Linked DNA regions of Homo sapiens: region 2 is linked to region 1. A link is an interaction called in ENCODE POLR2A ChIA-PET data of the cell type or tissue named here. Cell type or tissue: HepG2. All regions are shown on one strand.

Region 1 (2,500 bases):
CTGCCCCTCTCATTGGCAGTCCCAGCCAGGGCAGCAAGCCAGACCAGGCCCCACAGGCCAAGGCTGGGAGGCGCAGGCCAGCACTGGGCTGCAGTCACAGGGAGTCTCGGGCGAACAGAGCAGGTGCCTGGACAGGACTGCTCTTCCATCATTCATACCCACCTTTGATGAGTACTGATCAGACGGCAGGTGGGCAGGGCCCACACGGTGCACCCTGTAGGCCTCACAGGGCCAGGAGACTGGCACCGTGATGCCCACTCCCTCCAGACGCAGATGTACTTTTCTTTCTTTCTTTTTTTTTTTTTTGAGACAGAGTTTCACTCTTGTTGCCCAGGCTGGAGTGCAATGGCGCAATCTCGGCTCACCACAACCTCCACCTCCCGGGTTCAAGCGATTCTCCTGCCTCAGCCTCCCAAGTAGCTGAGATTACAGGCATGTGCCACCATGCCCAGCTGATTTTGCATTTTTAGTAGAGACGGGGTTTCTCTATGTTGGTCAGGCTGGTCTCAAACTCCCAACCTCAGGTAATCCGCCCGCCTCGGCCTCCCAAAGTGCTGGGATTACAGGCGGGAGCCACTGCACCTGGTCAGATGTGCTTTTCTTCACGTTAAACTTTTTATTATAACTGTGGGTTTGCACGCAGTTGAGTTCCTTCACCAGTCTCCCCCAGTGGCAAGTGGCTAACATCCTGTGGAAATACAGCACAGTATTTCAAGCAGGCTATAACACGGGGACAGCAGCAACCTTGTTCAGATTTCCCCAGTTCTGCCTGCTCTCATTGGTGTGTGTGTGTTCAGTTCTGTACAACTTGATCACATTGTTTGAAATATGTGAATACACCCATCTCATTTGCATCTCCTGGTCCTGCCACCTCCCTCTTCTGCAGGAGGCATCTTTTTGCCTCAGGCGGCCTGGACTCTCAAGAATGAAAACTCGGCTTTAGAATTCCAAAACCAGGCTTTCTGAGTTTGCACCTGGCCCACGGGCTTGAAAGGCAGACTTTGTTGAGATGAGGATTTTGTAAATCTTTTATCTCTTAATATTTCAAGATAGGAGTAGATGTCCTGGAATACAGAGGTGTCTGTGAGGGGCTCTGTCTGCCCTTAGGAGCCTCTGGGTATAGGCTGCTCTGCAGGGCAGGCCCAGCAGGATAGACACGGTGGAGCAGAGGGGCTGAGTTTGTCCTTCCTGGGTTTCTCTGTGGCAGAAATAGAGCCCAGAGGCTTCTTATGCCTCAAATGGGGATGCAGAGCTTGACTGAGGTATGGGCAGGGGCAGGCTGGCCCCCCCATGGCCCACCGGGGCTGGGCTTTTCCCATGACAGCCAGGTCTGGGGGTTGTGGTAAGGCCCAGAGTCCTGCCAGCTGCAGGCCTGGTGCCTGTGCCCATGGCACGCCAAGCAGGCTCCATCAGCCTCCCTAGCTGGACAGTGGCCAGCTCACACCGGGGCCAGCCGCTGCCTATGAACCTCGCCCTTTGCTCTTGCTTTGGGGCCCTCTGGGACTCCCAAAGAATTCAGATCTCGGAAGACCACACATTCTCTTGGGGTGTGTGAGTAGGGACCAAGCAGCCTTGAGACAGGGCCCGAGGGTGACCTGAAGCTAGAAAGCAGAGGGCAGCACTAGCAGGGAAAGCCTGTGTTGTCCTGGGTTGGCTTTTGGTGCTCCGCTGGAGAGGGCAGGCTGCAGCAGGGACAGGCACGTGCTGCCAGCCGTGGAAGCCGGAGACTCCGGGTAAGGGCAGGAATTGGCTCACTGTGCTACCCTCTCTACTTCTGTGTGAATTTAAACTCTTCGTAAACAAAAGTCAAGAAATCAAATAGAGCCTAACAATTATTGGATCAGACTGGGATTACAGGATGGAAGTAATACAGGTTTTCTCTGCCACACAGTGGGATGGGCTCTCAAGAAGATGGGAGCAGATAAAAAGAAAAAGCTATGATTGAGTTCTGGTCTGGACAAGGAGGTATAGACCCATTTCTCCAGCTCCCCTCTTCTAAGCTCAGCTACAAACCCTGGAAATGGCACCAGAGATAGAGTCAAAGGAGGGCGTGGAAAGATGGAAGAGGAAGGTAAGCGCGTCAAGACCCTAGGACAGGAGGAACAGCCCAGCAGCAGGGCACCTTACAACCCCACCCGGCAGGAGGACGTGGTCCAGGCCGGGCTGGGGGCTGGGGGCTAGGCTCTGCCCAGGAGCCCAGGACTTGGGTTTCTCCAAGGGCTGGGAGTCGGGAAATGGGAAGGTGGAGAGGACCCTCAACCAAGGCTCTCACCAGGGAGGGGACACTGTCCCCTTGGCCAAGTCACTATCCTCTGCTCAGCCTCAGCTCCCTGACCTGAGAAATGAGGGAATTATGCCCATAGGGCAGCCGAGAGCACTGAATACAATCATGCACAGAGGAGGCCAGCGCACAGGAGGGCCTGGCACACAGGAGAAGCCGAGTAGCTGGTTTTGAATATGCGGATGCTGATAGGGTGCTTCCCACAAATCGACAGTAGGA
Region 2 (2,500 bases), 160 kb after region 1:
GACTACAGGCATGCAGCACCAGGCCCAGCTAATTTTTATGTATTTTTAGTACAGACAGGGTTTTAGTACAGGCCAGGCTGGTCTTGAACTCCTGGGCTCACACAATCTGCCCATCTCAACCTCCCAAAGTGCTGGGATTACAGGTGTGAGCCACCGTGCCCAGCCTATTTCAATATATTTATGACTGCATAATGTTACATTTATGGATACAAAATAATCTAAATATTAAGCCAACTACTGAACATCTGTGTTGTTTCTAATTTCACTATTACAATTAACACTGAAGTAAACCACTTTAAAAAGAATTTTATTGTCCCTGCCTCTTCTAAAATTAATTTTTTTTTTTTTGAGACGGAGTCTCACTCTATCGCCCAGGCTGGAGTGCAGTGGCGCGATCTCGCTCACTGCAAGCTCTGCCTCCCGGGTTCACGCCATTCTCCTGCCTCAGCCTCCTGAGTAGCTGGGATCACAGGCGCCCGCCACCATGCCCGGCTAATTTTTTGTATTTTTAGTAGAGACGGGGTTTCACCGTGTTAGCCAAGATGGTCTCGATCTCCTGACCTCATGATCCGCCCGCCTCGGCCTTCCCAAGTGCTGGGATTACAGGTGTGAGCCACCACGCCCAGCCTAAAATTGATTTCTAACTGAAAAAGATCTTGAACTAAACCTGAAAAAAAAAAAAAAAAAACACTCCAATTTGCTGAACCAAAGACTAAATCCTGAATAAGAATTTTAAAAGAGCACTGTGAATGTATTTGAACTGTAATTAAGCCTACATACATTTCCTATGAACCCAGCAAATATATAAAATTAACTATTTTGGTTCAACTTCTCAATATAAATGCCAAATATATATAATACAGGCCATTCTCTTCCTGTGATGTGTCAACACGGTTACAAAACATGTCAAGGGGCACTTGGTTACGTGGACTGGAGTGAGCAGGCCAACAAGAAACTCCCTGAAGGCTGATGAAGAACAATGATCAAAGTATACACAGCCAAGCTTCAGGGCAGCCTTGGGGATGCAGACTGGGTCATGAATGATAGCTGTGGCTGTCACGGGGAAGGGGGCCACTCCAAGGTGGAGCAGCTCTGGCGCTAATGAAAACCTGATGCAGACAAGGTAATTTTGGGAAGCCTAAGAGTTTTAGCATTAGTCTTTTGGCCCCATGACTACCTGATTTCCCTAAATTCACCCAGGAAAGATCGAGAGCCATCTCTCATTGGCAAAAGGCAAGTCTTCTAGGCACAGTCTGGCAGTTATATAGCCCAAGAAGACCCCAAGGAGCTCCCTGCAGTGGTCCAACAGCATGCCACACCAAGCCTATGCCTGTGACATGGCTGCTTCGAGTCACGAGTACCTCCTGACCTACATCAGGGAAGCATTTCACAGGTCGGGACAAGGGGCATCACTCAGGAGCCACTGAGGTAAGAGGGATGGATCCTCCTTATTTGTAGCCCCAGTATTGGCCAAAATGAGAAAAGATTTCTTCCCAGGTCATACAAGACATGGCAACAGCTGACTTTGACAGCTATCCAAGTCAACACTTCTCTAAAACATGCTCTTGAACTCTGCAGCATGATGATGTAAGAAAAAAACCCAGCAGAACTTTTTTTTTTTGGAGACACAGTCTCACTTTGTCACCCAAGCTGGAGTGCAGTGGCGCAATCTCAGCTCATTGCAACCTCGCAAGCAGAACTTTAAAATTTTATATCCTCCAACTATGCATCAAAGAACACATCTCCACAGAATAGGAGAAAATGTTTACAAATCATGTATCTAGTAAGAAAGTGACATCCAAAATGTATAAAGAACTGCTACATCTCAACGACAAAAAAAAAAAACGCAATTAAAAATGGGCAAAAGACTTGAATAGACATTTTCCCAAAGATATATAAATGGCCAATCTGCACATGACAAGATGCTCAACATCACCAATCATTAGGGAAATGTGAATCAAACCACAAGGAGACAGCACTTCATACCCACGAGGATGGCTATTATAAAAAGCAAACAAACAAACAAAAAACCCCCCAGAAAATTACAAGTGTTGTGAGGATGTGGAGAAACCGGCACCCTTGAGCATTGCCAGTGGGAATGTAAAATGGTACAGCCACTGTGGGAAAGGTATTGTGGTTCCTCAAACAATTAAACATAGAAATAGATCCTCCAACTACATAGTCATTTGATATTTAATGCAGAAACTACATATATGTAACAATGGACTCCAGGGTCCATCCAAACAATTTATTTTCTTCCATTAAGAAAATAACACACTAAAACACATCAGCTTATAATAACACTGAAAATTAAAATTAAAAACCGACAACAACCAATTCATCATCACCTTTGAAGATACAAGGGAAACAACTCAGTATTCTGCACTGGTAAATAAAAGAAACATTTAAACTGCCTTTCCTTTCCTGAACAAAATAAAACTGAAGGGTAACCAAATAGATAATGATGAAAAGTATCACTTTACATAAGTATTCCAGGTAA

Evidence for each region. ChIA-PET counts read pairs that join two places held together with the same protein. Peaks named below come from ENCODE experiments on the same cell type or tissue, not always from the same donor. Only the 100,000 strongest peaks of a DNase experiment are listed, where the experiment ranks them.
Region 2: POLR2A ChIA-PET joins it to region 1 with 5 read pairs; 2 of 35 experiments call an interaction of 5 or more read pairs at or near these places.

Annotation. Positions count from the first base shown.
Region 1 is chr2:128,324,921-128,327,420 of GRCh38, reverse strand. No RefSeq gene overlaps it. Among named protein-coding and RNA genes, the nearest start is that of HS6ST1, 7.3 kb to the right of the region's middle. In HepG2, no CTCF peak of the experiment used is centred here; a DNase peak (open chromatin) is centred at 1,502.
Region 2 is chr2:128,161,562-128,164,061 of GRCh38, reverse strand. The region is part of intron 25 of UGGT1 (UDP-glucose glycoprotein glucosyltransferase 1); the gene reads right to left. Among named protein-coding and RNA genes, the nearest start is that of UGGT1, 72 kb to the right of the region's middle. In HepG2, no CTCF peak of the experiment used is centred here; no DNase peak of the experiment used is centred here.